Regions from separate parts of the Homo sapiens genome. Here all the other regions are linked to region 3. The links are chromatin contacts, found by Hi-C or POLR2A ChIA-PET in ENCODE. All regions are on one chromosome and are shown on one strand. Each heading gives the region's core, a stretch centred on a gene start or an enhancer-like site at or near the end of the contact. The rest is flanking DNA. Distances are from core to core; before and after follow the strand shown. Region 1 has its middle 31 kb from the start of CHST3. Region 2 has its middle 19 kb from the start of LINC03139. Region 3 overlaps ASCC1 (activating signal cointegrator 1 complex subunit 1). Region 4 overlaps CHST3 (carbohydrate sulfotransferase 3). Region 5 has its middle 7.8 kb from the start of CHST3.

Evidence for each region. Hi-C counts contacts between places; a loop is a spot of excess contacts on that map. ChIA-PET counts read pairs that join two places held with the same protein, here RNA polymerase II (POLR2A). Pooled maps may share reads with other maps.
Region 1: a loop to region 3 is called in a pooled map, with 2.1 times the contacts of the local background. The contact joins two enhancer-like sites. A Hi-C loop is called at or near these places in 1 of 50 pooled maps. POLR2A ChIA-PET finds 5 or more read pairs at or near these places in 4 of 52 experiments (BJ, CD4-positive, alpha-beta T cell, WTC11 and 1 more).
Region 2: a loop to region 3 is called in a pooled map, with 2.8 times the contacts of the local background. The contact joins two enhancer-like sites. A Hi-C loop is called at or near these places in 1 of 168 maps with a recorded cell type or tissue (mammary epithelial cell), 1 of 37 single-sample maps with no recorded cell type and 8 of 50 pooled maps. POLR2A ChIA-PET finds 5 or more read pairs at or near these places in 1 of 52 experiments (GM12878).
Region 4: a loop to region 3 is called in a pooled map, with 2.1 times the contacts of the local background. The contact joins two enhancer-like sites. A Hi-C loop is called at or near these places in 2 of 37 single-sample maps with no recorded cell type and 4 of 50 pooled maps.
Region 5: a loop to region 3 is called in a pooled map, with 2.7 times the contacts of the local background. The contact joins two enhancer-like sites. A Hi-C loop is called at or near these places in 1 of 37 single-sample maps with no recorded cell type and 4 of 50 pooled maps. POLR2A ChIA-PET finds 5 or more read pairs at or near these places in 1 of 52 experiments (activated CD4-positive, alpha-beta T cell).

The regions. Positions count from the first base shown.
Region 1 is chr10:71,931,391-71,935,339 of GRCh38, forward strand. No RefSeq gene overlaps it. Among named protein-coding and RNA genes, the nearest start is that of CHST3, 31 kb to the right of the region's middle. Within about 2 kb of position 2,426, at least 2 of the 41 ENCODE cell types and tissues checked have a DNase peak (open chromatin) inside an H3K27ac peak, as active enhancers do.
Region 2 is chr10:71,894,995-71,899,071 of GRCh38, forward strand. No RefSeq gene overlaps it. Among named protein-coding and RNA genes, the nearest start is that of LINC03139, 19 kb to the left of the region's middle. Within about 2 kb of position 1,961, at least 4 of the 41 ENCODE cell types and tissues checked have a DNase peak (open chromatin) inside an H3K27ac peak, as active enhancers do.
Region 3 is chr10:72,131,206-72,134,927 of GRCh38, forward strand. It overlaps ASCC1 (activating signal cointegrator 1 complex subunit 1), which reads right to left. Exons shown (of 10, transcript NM_001198800.3): 8 at 1,852-1,976. Among named protein-coding and RNA genes, the nearest start is that of SPOCK2, 45 kb to the left of the region's middle. Within about 2 kb of position 1,401, at least 2 of the 41 ENCODE cell types and tissues checked have a DNase peak (open chromatin) inside an H3K27ac peak, as active enhancers do.
Region 4 is chr10:71,973,073-71,977,122 of GRCh38, forward strand. The region is part of intron 1 of CHST3 (carbohydrate sulfotransferase 3); the gene reads left to right. Among named protein-coding and RNA genes, the nearest start is that of CHST3, 11 kb to the left of the region's middle. RefSeq lists an enhancer at 359-858. Within about 2 kb of position 2,624, at least 29 of the 41 ENCODE cell types and tissues checked have a DNase peak (open chromatin) inside an H3K27ac peak, as active enhancers do.
Region 5 is chr10:71,954,781-71,958,390 of GRCh38, forward strand. No RefSeq gene overlaps it. Among named protein-coding and RNA genes, the nearest start is that of CHST3, 7.8 kb to the right of the region's middle. RefSeq lists silencers at 710-925, 1,390-1,499, 1,947-2,166. Within about 2 kb of position 1,876, at least 5 of the 41 ENCODE cell types and tissues checked have a DNase peak (open chromatin) inside an H3K27ac peak, as active enhancers do.

The sequences.
Region 1 (3,949 bases), core at 1,176-3,675, 200 kb before region 3:
CTTGAGCTTGGGAGTTTGAAGTTACAGGGAGCTATGATCATGCCACTGCACTCTGGCCTGGGTGACAGAGCAAGACTGTCTCTAAAAAACCCACAAAACTGGCTAGACATGGTGGCTCATGCCTGTAATCCCAACACTTTGTGAGACCCAGGCAGGTGAATGGCTTGAGCCGAGGAATTCAAGACCAGCCTAGGCAACATAGTGAGACCCTGTAGAAAAAATTAGCTGGGGGGAGTGGCACACACCTGTAGTCCCAGCCACTTGGGAAGTTGAGGTGGGAGGATCACTTAAGCCCCAGAAAGTCAAGTCTGCAGTGAGCCATGATCACTCCACTCCACTCCAGCCTGGGCAACAGAGCAAGACTCTGTCTCAAAAAGAAATCCCACAAAACTTTACGTTAAAAAATGTTTACAATCACCTGAGTCTTCAGTGAGTCATATGTTTTTATTGATGGAGGGTCTTGCCTTGATATTGATGGCTGCTGACTGATCAGGGTGGTGGTTGCTGAAGGCTGGGGAGGCTGTGGCAATTTCTTAAAATAAGATAACCGTAAAGTTTGCCATAGTAATTGACTCTTCAGCTCAGGAAAGATTTCTCTGTAGCATGTGATGCTATTTGATAGCATTTTACGCACAGTAGAATTTCTTTAAAAATTGGAGTCAATCCTCTCTAACCCTCCTGCTGCTTTATCAACAGAGTTTATGGAATATTCTGAATCCTTTGTTGTCATTTCAACAATGTTCACAGCATCTTCCCTGGGAGTAGATGCCACCTTAAGAAACCACTTAAGTTGATTTATCCATAGAAGCAGCTCCGCATCCGTCCAAGCTTCATGAGATTGCTGCAATTCAATCCTGTCTTCAGGCTCCGCTTCTAATTCTAGCTCTCTTGCTATTTCCACCAGATCTGCAAGTTTTTTTCCCTCCTGAAGTCTTGAACCCCCTCAGTCATCTATGAGGGTTGGGGTCCATTTCTTCCAAACTCCTCTTCATGTTGATATTTTCACCTCCTCCCATGAATCCTGAACAGCCTTAATGGCATCTAGAATGGTGACTCCTTTCCAGAAAATTTTCAATTTACTTTGCCCAGATCCATCAGAGGAATCACTATCTGTGGCAGCTATAGCCTTATGAAATGCATTACTTAAGGAGAAGAAGGCTTGAAAGTTGAAATTACTCCTTGATCCATGGGCCACAGAATGGATGTTGTGTTTGCAGGCATGGAAACAACATTCATCTCCTTGTACATCTCCATCAGAGCCCATGGGTGACTAGATGCATTGTCAGTAAGCAGTGATATTTTGAAAAAAAATATTTTTTCTGAGCAGTAGGTCTCAACAGTTGGCTGAAAATATTCAATGAACAGATAAGCTGTTGTGCAAGTTTTTTTTTTATAGAGCACAGGCAGAGTGAACCTAGCATAATTCTTTTTTTTTCCCCACTTCAATAATAATCTGATATAGTCTAGATTTAGTTTTTTTTTTTTTTTTTTTTTTTTTTTTTTGAGGCAGAGTCTCACTCTGTCGCCCAGGCTGGAGTGCAATGGTGCAATCTCGGCTCACTGTAACCTCCGCCTCCCAGGTTCAAGCAATTCTCCTGCCTTAGCCTCCCAAGTAGCTGGGATTACAGGCGCCCACCACCGCACCTGGCTAATTTTTGTATTTTTAGTAGAGATGGGGTTTCACCATGTTGGCCAGGCTGGTTTTGAACTCCTGACCTCAGGTGATCCAACCGCCTCAGCTTCTCAAAGTGCTGGGATTACAGGCGTGAGCCACCGCACCCAGCTGATTTAGCATAATTTTTAAGGGCTCTAGGACTTTTGGAATGGTCAATGAGCATTGGCTTTAACTTAAAGTCACCAGCTTCCCCTAACAACTTAAAGTCACCTGCTGCCCCTAACAAGAGAGTCAGCCTGTCGCTTGAAGCTTTGAAGCCAGGCACTGACTTCTCCTCTCTAGCTGTGAAAGTCCTAGATGGCCTCTTCTTCCCACGTAAGGCTGTGTCGTCTCCATTAAAACACCTGTTGTTTAGTGTAGCCACCTTCATCAATGACCTTAGCTGGATCTTCTGAATAACTTTCTGCAGGTTTTATGTTATGTATATGACATATTTCCTTAAACCCCATGAACCCACTTCTGCCAGCTTCCAACTTTTCTGCAGCTTCCTCGTCTCTCTCAGCCTTCATAGAATTGAAGATAGTTGGGGCCTTGCTCTGCATTAGGCTTTGGCTTAAGGGAATGTTATGGCTGGCTTGATCTTCTGTCTATACCACTCAGAAACTTTCTCCATATCAGCAAGACTGTTGTGCTTTCTTATCATTTGTGTGTTCACTGGAGCAGCTCTTTTGATTTCCTTCAAGAAATTTTCCTTTGCCTTCACAACTTGACTGTTTGGTGCAAGAAGCCTTTGTAACTGCTGTGGTTTTTCCCCACCCACCTGCACCTTAAGCTTGTGGGTTTAACCCGTCACCTAGTTTTGTTGTGGATATGATCTGTAGATCTGGGGTTTTTAAAATCCTACTTTTGTTTTCATTTGGGGTGTATTATTCTACTAGGTCTGCCATAACAGACTTACACAATGGCAACTTATTTTCTGGAGGCTGGAAGTCCAACATCAGGTGCCATTAGTTTGGTTCCTGGTGAGGCCTCTCTTCCAGCTTATAGACAGCCACCTTCTTGCTGTGTTCTCACATAGACTTTCCTCTGTGCAGGTGCAGAGAAAGGAAGATATCTGGTGTATGCTGTGTCTTCTTCTTATGAGGACACCAGTCCTATTGGATTAGGGCCCCACCCTTATGGCCTCAGTTAATTGTAATTTAGACCTTTAAATCTCCATAAAGGTCTATCTTGTTTCATTTGTGCTGCTGTAAGAAAAAAACAAGAACAAAAACACCCAAGACTATTTCCCTCCACTGGCAATGAGAAAAAGAAAAAGAAAAAAAAACAGCTAAGACTAGTTTTTTTTATTAATTTATTTTTATTTCAATAGGTTTTTGGGGAACAGGTGGTGTTTGGTTGCATGGATAAGTCCTTTTTTTTTTTTTTTTTTTTTGAGACAGAGTCTCGCTCTGTTGCCTGGCGGGAGTGCAGTGCAGCGATCTCCACTCACTGCAACCTCTGCCTCCTAGGTTCAAGCAATTCTCATGCCTCAGCCTCCTGAATAGCTGGGACTACAGGTGCATGCCACCACGCCCAACTAATTTTTGTATTTTTAGTAGAGATGGGGTTTCACCACGTTGGCCAGGATGGTCTCGATCTCTTGACCTCGTGATCCACCCCCCTCGGCCTCCCAAAGTGCTGGGATTACAGGTGTGAGCCTCTGTGCCCAGCCCCAGATAAGTTCTTTAGTGGTGATTTCTGAGATTTTGGTGCACCCATTACCCAAGCAGTGTACACTGTACCCAATGTGTAGCGTTTTTTGTTGTTGTTGTTTCTTCCTGAGACAGAGTCTCGCTCTGTCGCCCAGGCTGGAGTACAGGGGCACAATCTCAGCTCACTGCAAGCTCCACCTCCCAGGTTCAAGCCATTCTTCTGCCTCAGCCTCCCGAGTAGCTAGGATCACAGGCATGTGCCACCACGACCAGCTAATTTCTTTTGTATTTTTAGTAGAGATGGGGCTTCACCATGTTAGCCAGGATGGCCCAATGTGTAGTCTTTTATCTCTCACCCCACTTCCATCCTTCCCCACCACCCGCCAAGTTTTCAAAGTCCATTGTATCATTCTTATGCCTTTGCGTCCTCATAGCTTAGCTCCCACTTATGAGTGAGAATATATGATGTTTGGTTTTCCATACCTGAGTTACTTCAGTTAGAATAATAGTCTCCAACTCTATCCAGGTTTTTGCAAATGCCATTATTTCATTCTTTTTCATGGCTGAGTTATACGTGTGTGTATATATATATGTGTGTGTGTGTGTATATGTGTGTGTGTGTGTGTATATATATATATTT
Region 2 (4,077 bases), core at 711-3,210, 240 kb before region 3:
AGATAGGCCAGGCACAGTGGCTCATGCCTGCAATCCTAGCACCTTGGGAGGCTGAGGCAGGCAGATCACTTGAGGTCAGGAGTTCGAGACCAGCCTGGCCAACATGGTGAAATCCTAGCTCTACTAAAAACAGAAAAATTAGCCAAGCATGGTGGCATGTGTCTGAAATCCCAGCTACTCAGGAGTCTGAGGTGGGAGACTCACTTGAACCCAGGAGGTGGAGGTTGCAGTAAGCCAAGATGGTACCACTGCACTCCAGCCTGGGCAACAGAGTGAGAGTCCTTCTCCAAAACAAACAAACAAACAAAAGTACAAGATAGGCCCGTGCATTTTAATATAATAAAGCATGAAATGTTCATTGATATGGGTTCAGATTCTACATTATAATCAACCTTAAAGAAACAATTGCTTGTTAAGTTTTGGCGTAGCATTAAAGAAGAATATTCACAATTATCTGAAAAAGCTATCAAAATACTCGTCTTTTTTTCCAACTCCGTGTTTGCGGGAGGCTGGATTTTCTTCAATCAAAACAATATATTGCGGGACGCAGTGGTTCATGCTTATAATCCCAGCAGTTTGGGAGGCTGAGGTGGGCGGGTCACCTGAGGTCAGGCGTTCAAGACCAGACTGGCCAACATGGTGAAACCCCATCTCTACTAAAAATACAAAAAAATTAGCTGGATGTGGTGGCGCACTCCTGTAATCCCAGCTACTCGGGAGGCTGAGGCAGGAGAATCACCTGAACCTGGGAGGTGGAGGATGCAGTGAGCCAAGATCACAACATTACACTCCAGGCTGGGCGACAAGGGCAAAACTTTGTTTCAAAATAAAAAAATAAATAAAAATTTTAAAAGCCCCAACATATTGCAACAGACTGAATGCAGAAGTAGACATGAGGCTCCAACAGTCTTTAATTAAGACAGTTGCTTGAGAGATTTGCAAAAGTGTAAAACAATGCTGTTTTTCTCACTAAATTTCTCTTTGTTTTGGAAATGAAGGTATTTTTCGTAAAAATATGTTTATGTTTACATGTAATGAGTTCATTATTACTTTTTGATAAATTAATAAATATCTGGGTCCTCAATAATTCTTTTAAAAATTTTTTTATAATTTAAAATAGAGATGAGGGCTGGGCTCGGTGTCTCGCGCCTGTAATCCCAGCACTTTGGGAGGCCAAGGTGGGCAGATCACTTGAGGTCAGGAGTTCAAGAACAGCCTGGCCAACATGGTGAAACTCTGTCTCTACTAAAAATACAAAAATTAGCCGGGCGTGGTGGCTCATGCCTGTAAACCCAGCTACTCGGAGGCTGAGGCAGGAGAATCGCTTGAAACCAGGGGGCGGAGGTTGCAGTGAGGGGAGATCACCCCCCTGCACTCCAGCCTGGGCGACAGAGCAAGACTCCTTTTCAAAAAAACAAACATGTAGCAATGAAGCCATTAAAATAATTTATTTTTTATTTCTTTTTCTTTTTGTATGAATCGACTTTGGATAAGAAAAAAATCTACTTTTTAAAGAGCTGGGTTTGTGTGGTGGGACACCTATTGGGTGCAACAATGTGGAGAACACTGCCCTCTGGCGGTCACTCCCAGTATAGTACCAGAGAGGTGGGGAAGCTTCCCTTGCTATTCTAGGACTGACCATGAGACGGCAGAAGAATACAGTATTTGCTTCTTTTCTATTTCTATTATACTTGCTTTTCTTTTTCTTTTCTATTTCTATTTGCTTCTTTTCTATTTTCTGTTCCTTCTTTTCTATTTTTTTAAATTTAAGTGTAGCTAAGGGGACTCACTATGTTGCCCAGGCTGATCCCCGACTCCTCGGGTCAAGTGACCCTCTCACCTTGGTCTCTCAAAGTGCTGGAATTATGGGCATGAGCCACCATGCCTGGCCTAAAACCCTGTTCCTAATCTCTAGGTTGGTCCTCAAAGCCTCACACTCAGCCGGGTGCCCAGGGATTGGGGCAGGAGTGACCTCACAGAGCTGCCCACAGTAATGATGCCTGAAGTGCTCCAGCTAGCAGGCTAAGCCTTGTCTTCTCTGCCTCCACAGCAACTCATAGCAGCCCTAGGGAAGGCCACATCCCAGACCCCTAAACCCAGAGAGACAGAACGCAGACCTGGGTGGCAAGGACTCAGTAAGTTATTGAGTGCCAAACCGGGCCACCACTGTGCTTGGCTTTAGGAAAACTTGACATCTATAAAACTTTTAATCTCTAGTAGGTGCTCAAAAAAGCCATTCACTCTTTCATGTAACCAAGAAAAGATGTTTGAGCACCTGCAAAGTGCCAGGCACTGTCCTAGTCACTGAGGACACAGTGAGAAGCAAAAGGGGCCCAGGTCCTGCCCACATGGGACTTATAATTTGGTGAGGGAACAAAAAAAATTTAGTCTCAAAAAACCAAAGTTTGGTTAGATGCTGTGAAAAAGGATGGGGTTCTTTAAGGGCACCTGAGAGAGGGGTCTTGTTTTTCCTGGAAGCCAAAAAGAAGCATAAAGGTTGATACGGTTTGGACGTTTGTCCTCCAAATCTCATGTTGAAATGTGATTCCTGGCTGGGCATGGTGGTTCATGCCTGTAATCCCAGCACTTTGAGAGGCCAAGGCAGGCAGATCACTTGAGGTCAGGAGTTCGAGGCCAGCATGGACAACATGGTGAATCCCCATCTATACTAAAAATACAAAACTTAGCTGGGCATGGTGGCACGTGTCTGTAATCCCAGCTACTCAGGAGGCTGAGGGAGGACAATAGCTTGAGCCTGGGAGACAGAGGTTGCAGTGAGCCGAGATTGTAGTGAGCCGAGATTGTGCCACTGCTCTCCAGCCTGGCTGACAGAGCAAGACTCTGTCTCAAAACAAAACAAACAAACAAAACTACCTCTTAACTTAGTCCCCTCGCATTTTTTTTTTTTTTTTTTTGAAACAGAGTCTCAGTCTGTTACCCAGGCTGGTGTGCATGCAGTGGCACAATCATGGCTCACCTTCCACCACAGACTACAAACATGTGCCACCACATCCGACTAAGTTTTTTTTGTTTTTTTTGTTTTTTGGGGTTTTTTTTTTTTTTTTTGTAGAGATGGGGATCTCACCATGTTGCCCAGTCTGGTCTCAAGCTCCCAAGCTCAAGTGATCCTCTCATTTCGGCCCCCTAATGTATTGTCATTCCAGCCATGAGCCATGGTGCCCAGCATCTCCTGCTTTTTAACTTTGTTTTTAAAAGCTTCTTGATTTTTGTTTCAATTTAATACTGTCTTGGCAACTTTTTAACTTTTTGTTGTTTAGTCTCACTCTCTTGCCCAGGCTGGAATGCAGTGGCCAGATCTCAGCTCACTGCAACCTCCACCTCCCAGGTTCAAGCGATTCTCTTGCCTCAGCCTCCCGAGCAGCTGGGATTACAGGTGCCCACCACCATGCCCAACTAATTTTTGCAATTTTAGTAGAGACGGAGTTTCACCATGTTGGCCAGGCTGGTCTCCAACTCCTGACCTCAGGTGATTCACCCATCTCGGCCTCCCAAGGTGCTGGGATTACAGGCATGAGCCACTGCGCCCAGCCCAATTCTGCTATTAAAGGACTCTGATGCATTCTTCAGTATGCCAATTGCATTTTTCAGCTCCAGAAATTCTGCTCTGGATGTTTTTTAATTATTTCAATCCCTTTGTTAAATGTATCTGATAGAATTCTGAATTCCTTCTCTGTGTTATTTTGAATTTCTTTGAGTTTCCTCAAACAGAATTCTGTCTGAAAGGTCAGAGCTCTGTTTCTCCAGGATTGGTCCCTGGTGTCTAATTTGGTTCATTTGGGGAGGTCATGTTTTCCTGGGTCATGCTGCTAGCAGATGTTCTTCGGTGTCTGGGCATTGAAGAGTTCAGTATTTATTGCAGTCTTCATTGTCTAGCCTTAGTTGTCTTTTTTTTTTTTTTTTTTTTTTTTGAGATCAAGTCTCACTTTGTCACCCAGGCTGGAGTGCAGTGGTGCGATCTCGGCTCACTGCAACCTCTGCCTTCCGGGTTCAAGCAATTCTCTGCCTTAGCCTCCCAAGTAGCTAGGATTACAGGCGCCTGCCACCACGCCTGGCTAA
Region 3 (3,722 bases), core at 151-2,650:
GTCAGGAGTTCAAGATCAGCCTGGCCAAGATGGTGAAACCCTGTCTCTACTAAAAATACGAAAATTAGCTGAGCGCGGTGGCAGGTGCCTGTAATCCCAGCTACTCAGGAGGCTGAGGCAGGAGAATTGCTTCAACCTGGGGGGCGGAGGTTGCAGTGAGCTGAGATGGCGCCACTGCACACTCCGGCCTGGGCGACAGAGCAAGACTCCATTTCAAAAAAATAAAATAAAAATACACACACACACACACACACACACACACACACACACACTCAACTGGAACAAGTTCAAAGTTTTGGATTCTATTACCTACCCAAACAAGAGTATATAGGCTTTAACTGAGTTATTTGAAGCTCTCTTAATCTCAGTGTTCTCAAAAGTAAAATAGAGATTTATTTATAAGTCTTAAATAAAATTCAATATGGCATCACAAAATAGTAGTATTTTAGAACTAATAACTAGATAGCTACAAATTTCTTGGTCCTACCATGACTGTAACTAAACGGGGTTAATTATCAAATGATTGCCAGTTGGGATCTTTGGTACATATCTGAGAGAAATTAAAAGACGTGCCTTAACTAAAAGGGACACACAAATTGTCCTAACTAAAAACCTACAAATAGTCAATGATTCAAGTCCTGATGGAGTTATCTTCTCCTCTAGATAGATTTTTTTTTTTTTTTTTTTTTTGAGAAGGAGTCTTGCTCTGTTGCCAGGCTGGAGTGCGATCTCGGCACACTGTAACCTCCGCCTCCCAGGTTCAAGCGATTGTCTTGCCTCAACCTCCCAAGTAGCTGGGATTACAGGCATGTGCCACCACACCCGGCTAATTTTTGTATTTTTAGTAGAGACGGGGTTTCACCATGTTGGCCAGGCTGGTCTTGAACTCCTAAATGCAAGTGATCCACCCGCCTCAGCCTTCCAAAGTGCTAGGATTACAGGCATGAGCCACCGCACCTGGCCCCCACCTAGATTTTCTAAAACCAAGGTCAGGGCTCAAGAAAGGAAATGAAACCGGAATACGTGACCTTGGTGCTGCTAGTGTATTTTGAACCACGAGTCTTGGAAGGAAGAGCTGCATATGGCTTGAATGTGTGACTCCTGATCCGATGCTGAAGGTACTAGAGAAGCTTTCACTTTGGAGATAGGGACAGGAAGAAAAGAAAACTTCTTTTTGAAATAAACAACTATCCCAAATCAAGGATTAAAACAAGGCATTTTTATAAAAAGGCTCAGAGTCCATGAAGAAAAAAACTATTATTTTAACACAAGGTTTCTCAACCTCTGTGCTACGACATTTTGGGAAGAATAATTCTTTGTCATGGGGGACCGTCCCATGCATTGTAGAGTGTTAGACAGCACCCACTAGGTGCCAGCAGCAACCCATCTCCAGCTCCCTAACTATGATAACCAAAAATGTCTCCAGACAATGCCAAATGTCATCTGGGGGCAAAATAACCCCCAGTTGAGAAACACTGATTTAACATTTACTTTCACTAGCTCACCTTCCTTTCTTTTTTCTCTTTAAAAAAAAAAAAAGCCACCAAGTATTGCATGCGACATACTTATGCCAAAAATTTATTCACTGTTTATATAAAATTTACCAGAGCATCCTGTATTTGTATTTGCTAAATATGGCAATCCTATGTGTGACAGAAATAAAAGATCTGGAAGCCACAGTTCCATGCTATATATGTTCTTGCCCACCTCTACTATGCTCATCAGAATAAGCTAAGAGGTCTAAAAAAGAAGCTATATCAGAGATTCTTTGATAGCTCATTCTACCTAAACCTCAGAGATGCCACAAGGCCGCTGATCACAAACTGTGCTATAGTTCTCTGGGGGACTTACCATTGGGGTCTTTCCTGAATAGTGTATTCATAACTGTAGCATGCAGTTTCACACTATTCCACTCTTTCACTATTAGTCCAGATGCCTGAAAACGTTCCAGCACTCGATCAACTAATTCTTGTAGCCTGGAGAAATTGGAGAAAAGTAATGCAGAAATCTTAGTAAACTTCTGAACATGCGATTACCAATTCAACAATGTTTATGGAGCATGTGCTCTGTGCTAATCACCATACAAAGCCCTGCATCACAGGAGGAAGAATAAGAGACTCATCTCCCACCATCATGGAGCTAAAGATCAGTCTTGTTTGTCTGCTTAACAGATAGTAGAAATAAATGATGGCAATATATTATGGTGAGCGTGAAGGGAGTGATCAACTCTACATGGAGAGGGCCAGGTTTCCACAGGAGGTTTAGACATAGTCTGGAATGATCATTAAAGATTTGCAAATAACACCAGGGAAGGAGGGGCACTTCAAGTAGAAGAAGAAACAGCAAGTGCAAAGATGCCAAGGCATGCAAGATCACAGCATATTCAAAAAACTGTCAATTATTTACAATACAGTTATGACAGAGAGTGACAGAAAAGGGACAATGGAGATGAGCTAAGTCTATAAGCAGTGGTCAGATTAGGGAAGCCACAGAAAGACTTTCAAAAGGGAATTATGTGGTCTGATGTCCATTTTTGAAAGCTGACTCAATAGCAGAGTGGGAAGGGCTTTAGAAGAGGAACAGCTACAGAGGTCAGTCAGCTAGGTGGCTACTTCAACAGTCAACATCACTATGATGTGTCAGGCACAGTTCTAAGCACTTTTTATCTGTTAAATCATTTAATCCTCATAACCAATTATTATCCCTATTTACCAATACAGAAGCCAAGGCACAGAGAAGTTACAAAACTTGACCAACTTCACAAAACTAAGTGGCAAATCCAAAATTAGAAGGGGCCGGGTGCAGTGGCTCATGTCTGTGATCCCAGCACTTTGGAAGGCTGAGGCAGGCTGATCACTTGAGGTCAGGAGTTTGAGACCAGCCTGGCCAACATGGTGAAACCCCATCTCTACTAAAAATACAAAAACTAGCCAGGTGGTAGTGGCGCGTGCATGGTGGCTCACACCTGTCATCCCAGCACTTTGGGAGGCCAAAGAGGGAAGATCACTTGAGGCCAGAAGTTCAAGATCCACTTGAGCAATATAGCAATACCTCGTCTCTACAAGAAAAATTTTTTAAATTAGCTGGGCATGGTGGCATGCACTTGTAGTCCCAGCAACTCGGGAGGCTGAAGCAGGAGGATAGCTTGACCCCAGGAGTTCAAGGCTGCAGTGAGCTGTGATTGTGCCACTGCACTCTAGCCTGGGCAGCAGAGTGAGATCACGTCTCTTAAAAAAAGAAAAACAACAATAACAAAAAACAACCCTCGGTTTCCTATGGTCTTCCAAGTAAGAGTCCAATCCTTCCTGACCCATGTGGCCTTCACAGCTTGGCTTCAGCCTGCCTTTCTGTTTCATTGCTGCCCTTCCCTTTCTATAGATTTTCTCCAGTCCTTGAATGTATTATGTTCTTTGATATTGAATCTCTCAATTACTTAGGACAAACATTGTTTTAGAATCACCTTCACTTCTTTGACTCCCTTATACCAGGGCATCTCACTTCTCACCACTTCCAGTGCCACTGTCCCAGCCACCTGGGAACCAGCAAAGACAACTGATAAGGATGAGGAAATAAGAACAGGAAGACTTCAGAGAGGCTGAAATGAGAATTACAAGGGGGAAAAAAGGAATAACCGTACAGTACAACACTCGAGAAAAGAAAAAAAGCAAAAATATGCCTCCTTGTTTCTCACAATTAGAGTCCTCTATCAGAGCAGTTTTGCT
Region 4 (4,050 bases), core at 1,374-3,873, 160 kb before region 3:
CTCAGTGGGGCAGGCCCAGTCCAGGATGCTTCTGTGAGGGAGCGCTTCGAGTCTGGGGAGGGTGGCAGGAGTCGTGGTGAGCGGGAGGGGTGGCTAACGTGGGCCAAGGAAGGGACAGACAGGAAGAGTGGGACCCCGGCACATGGCCTCTTGAGGTCATTACCCCATGGGTATTGGGCTGGGATACTGAGGATGAGCCTGAAACCCTTCCAGAAGCCCCTCCAGTCCTGCCACTTGTCTGCCTGCCTGCCCTGGATGCCCGTTTTTGGGCTGGTGGCTGGCTGCACTCTGGGCCCACTGCTCAACCCCACCAGCAAGTGGAGAGCCATTCAACAGCCCCAGGGTCCAGTTCCCATCTGCAAGTAACGAGGCCTGCCGTGGCTGAGTCGTTTCCCTGAGCAGAGAGAAGGAAGCCCTACTGGCCGGCTGCCTCCCCAGGGGTGGGTAGAACTGTTCTGTGGCCCCACCTCCAGCCCTCAAGCTGTCTGTCCTTGCAAAAGTAGTGGGGCACAGAGTGCTGGGTTCTTGGGCATCACCTGTCCAGGTCCTGCGCGCCTATGCTCATGCTGACACTGCAAGATGGTGGGATAACAGGAGGGACTTTCAAGCTGGAAGAGAGGAGAGCTGGGTGCCCCAGTAACCACCTTTGAGTCCCACTGTGATGAGCCCACAGAGGTGGACATGAGGGAAGACTTGGGGAAGCCTTCCTAGAGGAGGCAGGCATTCCAGTGCATGAGGGAAGCTGGGCAAAGGCACGAGGATGGGAAAGTTCCGATTGAAGACAGGGACTGGTGAGGAGTCTGGCTGGACTGAACTGAAATGTATAGGATACACGAGGAGAGACAGGCAGGATGGAGTTGTGGTTACGCACACAGGCTCTAGAGCCGGGCTGCCTTCACGGGAACCCCAACTCCCCACTTACTGGCTGTGTGGCCGTGGCCAAGTTGCTTACCTTCTCTGAGCTCAGTTTTCTCACTACTGGTACCCCCCACATGGGGAAGACATGGGAATAAAATGTATTTCTATACAAGTGTTGAGAGCAGTGCCTGGCACACTGAGCATCAGGAAGGGTGAGCTATTATTATATAGGTATATGTTTTAATGCAGCTAGAAAAGGAAATTGAGGTCAGATCATAGAGGCCCTTGAATGTCATTCTTTCCATTCACTAAGCACCTGCCATGTGCCAGATTCTTCACAGTCATTCTCACCAAGCCCCCTACAACCCGGCAAGGTTGTTAGCAATGTCTCCATTTCACAGATGAGGAAACTGAGGCTCAGAGAGGTTGAGTAACCTGCCTAAAGTCACTCAGTCAGGGAGAGTCAGAGCCAGTAATAACACCCAGGTCTGCTGTCGCTTGAGTCTTCCCTCAAAGTGAAGATTGGAGAGACATGGCAGGGGCATCACAGGGATGAGCCCTGGGCTGGGGCCGCAGCCAGGAGCAGAGCAGGAATGTGGCAACTGTGGGTCCCTGGGGCAGGGTGGAGACGGGGAGAGATGCCAGGCGGGCCTGGAGGGTAGGGAGGACTGGAGGCTACAGCATACAGCTCACCATTCATAGCCCAGGGCAAACCATTGAGTCATTTGGGGAAAACATGACATCACTGAGTCTCACTGTCTGCCGCCCACCTGCTGTCTGCCCTCTATGGTTCTCCTGATGACCTCAGTGCCCCAAGTCCTGCAAGGGGACCCGCACACCCCATGTAGCAGGGCCAGGTCAGCACTCCAGCTTCCTGCACTGGGTTCTCCTCCCCAGCCACTGTCTCCCACCTTCCCACCACTCCCTTCCCTGCCTGGGTCCCCTGCCCCAGCCCTACTCATACACACTGCTGAGGCAGAAGCTTCTGGAAGTGGTGATGGGCATGAAGAGCTTCCAGAAGGGCTTCCATGCCAAGCCCTTGATTGGAATTCTGGGTGGGGAGGGGACAGCTCAGAAGCCTGTGTCGAGCTTTTAGAGTTGCTTTTCCTTGAGAATGGTGCCTGCTGTTTGGGTGGGATCACTTTTAAAAAGTAAAGCCTGGTAGAGCTATGTGACCAGCACTATGCCATGACCTAGAGGAGATTCAGACTGACGGGCAGGCCCTGCCTTCCTGCAGAATACAGTTGAGTGTCTGAGAGTTCTTTCTGTACTAAGCATCTTTGAACTGAGTGCTTTATTTTCGTCCATCTGATTGCGCGAGGTAGTCTTATTTTACAGATGCCATCCCCGAGGCCCAGAGAGGTTAGGCAACTTGTCCAAGGCCACACAGCCAGGATTCACACCCATAACTGTCCAACTCCAGATGTGCTCTTAGCCACTCTGCCATCCGGCCACAAATAAAGCCACCAGAGAACCACAGAAGGTGGAACATATCCAACATTTGCCCGATAAATTGTATAGTGCAGACAGGAAGTACAGGGAGTTTTCATCTCAAAGTGTAGGTCACTCCCCAGAGTGGCTTGAAGTCTGTAGATCCATTTAGGAGAACATCCAGCTTCACTGGCTGTGCAAATCCCACCCATGCGGCTGTTTGGGGTGAGAAGTTTCTTTAAATGTCTGTTGACTCTCTTCTCTGGAAGGAGCACGGGGGCTCAGGGGGCGCCTGTCCTGGCATTGGTGGCCACACCTAGAAACGGACTATGAATCAAGCCAGGGGCCCAGTGCCAGCTTCCTTGGCCTGTCTGTGGGCGCAGATGCCAGCCTTTGCAGCTGCTGCTGCAACTCACAGCTCTCTCCCGGTGCCGCCCTCAGTCAGGCCAGCTGGAGTGGAGGGGCCAGTGGCCGTGCCCTGTGCAGAATGACATCCTCTCACCTTCACAAGGGAAGCGTGATTATCCTTGCTTTCCAGGTGAGGACACTGAGGCCTAGAGAAGTTTTCTGGCTGTCTGAGCTCCCTTGGCCTGAGCTCCCGCGGTAGAACCGAGACTCAAGTCTTCTTTCTGCAGGCAGATGGCCAGTTTCTTCCTGGAGGAGGGAGGAGCCAGCTTGCCCTCTGACACTGGGTAGCACAGCCCTGTTCGATTCTCTGTTCGGGGCTTGCACTTCTGATTCATTCTGCAGTCACTGGCTCTTTGTGGTTCGGGAAAATGACCCTCTAGGGTAGGAGAAAAGCTCTTGGAGCACTTTTGAAGCCATAGAGGCCCTTTCCAGGCTTTGGAAAATGTTCCTTCTCCACCCAGATGCCAACACCACCCTGGTCCTGGCAGTACTTGTCCCTGGAAGGGCCTCACTGCGGTGACTCATTACCCAGCATGCAGCACATTGCCATTGCTCTCAGTGGGCAGGTGCTGTGGGGACACGGGTCTGCGGGCCTGCTGTCTTCAGGGGTCCCCCATGCCTTTTAACGCGTGTATCAGTGTACCCCAAGCCTCAGTTCTGTGTAGTTTGTACAACTCTGGCCCCTACCCCAAGGATTTCTGGGAAGCCCCCAGGAATGCTGATAAGTTCACAGTCTGCCCTCCCCAGCCCCAGTCTCATCAGGCTTCAGGGGTGGCCATTCCTCCCCTCCAGGAGAGAGAGAACTCAAACCAGTAACTACCCCTCCTCAGGCTCAGGCCCAATGGTTGCTGTAATAATTTCTGGGGAGCTGTCTTTGCTCTTGCAGAGAAGGCAGGCCTTGAATTCAGACTGGAGGGGCCATTTTTCTTCCAGTTGCCCTCAAATTTTCCTTTCTGTGATAGGATTTGTCCTTTGTCTCTGCTTAAATTCAAAGACTTGTTAAAATGACTTTTCTCAAACAAGAGGCTACCCTCAAAAGAACTTTGCCTCTACGGATAGAAAACTGGAACCTACTTTTATTTTGGTTTTAGTTTTATTAAATTGTATAAAATCAATAATACATGTCCATGGTGCAAAGTTGAAAAGGCACAAAACAGTCTATGTGTGGTCTCTTTCCCATGCCGGACTCAGACACTCAGCATTGTTAGTTTTGTGTGTGTGTGTAAGCTGTGTTTAAATTGTCCAGCTTTAAAACAAAACCCTTCCCTGTTTCACAATTAGGTTGACCGAGGCACAACCTGAAAAATAACCTGGAAATAGCATCGGGCCCCCTGCAGCGTCCAGCTCTTCCCG
Region 5 (3,610 bases), core at 626-3,125, 180 kb before region 3:
TTTTGGTGAGTTAGGCAGATTGGGTATTGGCGAACATTGAGAAATTTGGAGGGGTCTTTTAACTGGATTTTGATGGGGTCATGGTGAGCAGCTATGGAAGGGATGGTGGTGTCCCACACTACTGGGTTAAAGAGAGAGGCGGGAAGTGGTACTGGGGAGAGGGATCAGAGGCTGGACTAGTGGAGAGGAGCAGGAGGGACTCTGCTTGAGGGGAGCAGGAAAAGGTGATAGAAGCTTTGAATTTGGCTAAAAGGTCTTGGCCTAGAATGGGGGTGGGGCAACGAGGCATGATAAGGAAAGAGTGTGAGAAAACGGTATCAAACAGGGAACAAGTAGGAGGTCTGCTGGTGCATGGACGTCAGATGAGTCCATCAACCCCCACAACTAAGACTTGATGTTGGTAGAGTTGCTGAGGCAGGACTGGCTTGTCTGTCATAATATAAAAGAGTATTGGAAGATGTCCGGGGTCCGGGTCTAAAACCCCTTGTGGCCTTTGGAACACCAAGCTCTGTGCCAAAGGGTGGAAGGCTGCCCTGCCGCACCACAAATTTAAGCCCAGGGCATAAAACTCCTCATGACTTGGATGGAATCCAGGGCTCAGGGCATACAACCCCTCGTAGCCTCTGGAATGTGCACAGACTTGTTGGTTGCTCTCCCAGGCTCATAAACATGTTCTCCATTATCTCAAGCAGCAGAGCATATTCATATGTGTCAAAGAAAATGCTAAAGTGTCACAGCTACGCTTGATGCACCGCTACCTTTCTACCCCCATATCCGCATGTCCTCACCACCTGCTTCTTTGTTTGATCACCAATAAATAGTGTGGGTTCCCAGAGCTCGGGTGCTTCACAGCCTCCATACCAGCATTGGCCCCCTGGACCCACCTTATGCACTCTTAACTTGTCTTTTCTCATTCATTTGACTCTGCCAGACTTCGTAGCCCCCATGGCCTAGTGTTGGGTCTGATCACCCTAACATTTCTGGCGCCCAACATGGGGCTATGAAGACCCTGGTGAAGGAACACTAGAGCATGTGGAAGCAGAGGACACATTGTCAGAGGACACCCGAGGATGACTGAAAGAAGCTCGGCAGGTAAGCTGGGCACTCGTAAGAACCAGGGTAACAATGGGACAGAATGAAAGTAAACATTCTGCTTATTTACATTTCTTTTTTTTGTGTGTGGGTGGCAAGCCACCCAGGCGCCAAGGCAAGAGACTGAAGGCACAAGCTTGTTACAGTATAATAAAGAAAATACTTAAAATAAGAATAGTTATATTAGACGTAGAATATAGACACGATTATATATGAATATTATCAATCATTAGTTTGTAGCATTACTCTTTATTCCAATATTATAATAATCTCTGTTTTACAATTATAACCTAGGAAAAACCAGGCCATACAGAGATAGGAGCTGAAGGGACATGGTGAGAAGTGACCAGAAGACAAGAATGCGAGCCCTCTGTCACGCCCAGACAGGGCCACTAGAGGGCTCCTTGGTCTAGCGGTAGTACCAGTGCCTGGGAAGGCACCCGTTACTTAGCAGACGGGGAAAGGGAGTCTCCCCTTCCCTGGGGGAGTTAGAGAAGACTCTGCTCCACCACCTCTTGTGAAAGGCCTGACATCAGTTAAGCCCACCCACAGCCATCCAGAGGCCTAAACGTCTCCCTGTGATGCTGTGCTTCAGCGGTCACGCTCCTTGTCCACTTTCATGTTCAGCCCTGTACACCTGGCTCTGCCTTCTAGATAGCAGTAGCAGAATTAGTGAGAATATTAAAGTCTTTGATCTCTCCAAGAAATTCATAGAAGAAATAATGGCATAAGCTGTCCCCTCTCTCTCTCTCTGCCTCAGCTGCCAAACAGGGAAGGGCTCCCTGTCTGGTGGACATGTGACTCACATGACCTTACCTATCATTGGAAATGACTCACATTCCTTACCCTGCCCCCTTGCCTTGTATACAATAAATAACAGCACAGCCAGGCATTCGGGGCCACTACCGGTCTCCACATTTTGGTGGTAGTGGTCACCCGGGCCCAGCTGTCTTTTCTTCTATCTCTTTGTCTTGTGTCTTTATTTCTATGATCTCTCGTCTCCGCACACAAGGAGAAAAACCTACAGGCCCTGTAGGGCTGATCCCTACATTTTTTGAGACAGAGCCTTGCTCTGTCACCCAGGCTGCAGTACTGTGGCACGATCTCGGCTCAGTGCAATCTCTGCCTCCCGAGTTCACGCCATTCTCCCACCTCAGCCTCCCGAGTAGCTGGGACTACAGGCATGTGCCACCATGCCCAGCTAATTTTTTGTATTTTTAATAGAGACAGGGTTTCACCGTGTTAGCCAGGAATGTCTCGATCTCCTGACCTTGTGATATGCCTGCCTTGGCCTCCCAAAGTGCTGGGATTACAGGCGTGAGCCACCACTCCCGGCCTTAGTTATTTAAATTTCTTAAGGCATTTATTATGGAAAGGGGGAGTGAAAGTTAGTACTCAGAATTTATTAACACTCTTTAGTACAGTAGAGCAGTTTGCCCATGGTTCCCAGAACAAGGGACAATGGGGTTGGATGAATGGGAAAGAATTGGCAGAGATTTTAAAAAGGTGCATAAAGAAGGAGCCAAAATTCCAGTTTCTGTTTGGTCAGTGTGAGCATTGATAAAGGCAGCTCTTGAGCCATTTCAAACAATGACAAGACAGATTCAGATGAGGAAGAGGCAGACAAGTGTAAAAAATTAACTTCAGATTCTGAATGTGAGGAACAGGAACCAGAGGAAATTAAATAAAAGAGAGGGAAACTGAAAAAGGTACATTTCACTAGCCTGTCGGTTCCACCTGCTGAATTAAGTGAATGGCCACCTCCTCCCTCTCCCCTTAATGGACAAGAACATGAACTAGCTAAAAAACTAAAAAACTGCTCCTGTAGTTGCAACATTAAAACCTGGAGCTATTGGTGGCGCTATACAAAATTCTATTCAAAAGGCTAGAGCCGAGGGAGACCTTGAAGTATGGCAATTTCCAGTTACTATAACCCAGCAAGGAGGGCAGAATATAGCTAATTGGGCCACTTTTCCTTTTAAGTTGTTAAAGGAATTCAAGCGGAAGCCATTAGTCAATATGGGCCAAATTCTCCTTTTGTACAAACTTTACTAAAAAATGTGGCTCTTGATAATAGATTAATACCATATGACTGGGATACTTTAACAAAACCTGTTCTCACTCCGTCCCAGTACATGCAGTTTAAAACTTGGTGGGCCGATGAAGCTCAAACTCAAGCAAGAGAAAACACACAAGCACAGCCGCCTGTGCCTGTTTCCTTTGAACAGTTAATGGGGTTGGGCCCTAATTGGGGCCGACTAGACAATCAAGCAGTAATGAAAAACGTTGCCATTGTTCAGTTACACACTGTGTGTTTATGGGCATGGAAAAAAAATAAATGTTATGGGGAAAAAATATCCTTCTTTCAGTTCTGTCTGACAAGGACCTAAAGAATCATATACTGACTTTATTGCTCGGCTCCAAGAGGCTGTGCGTAAAGCCATAACTGATGAAATAGCTCAAGATGTGGTAATACAACTCCTTGCATATGATAATGCCAATACAGAGTGTCAAAATG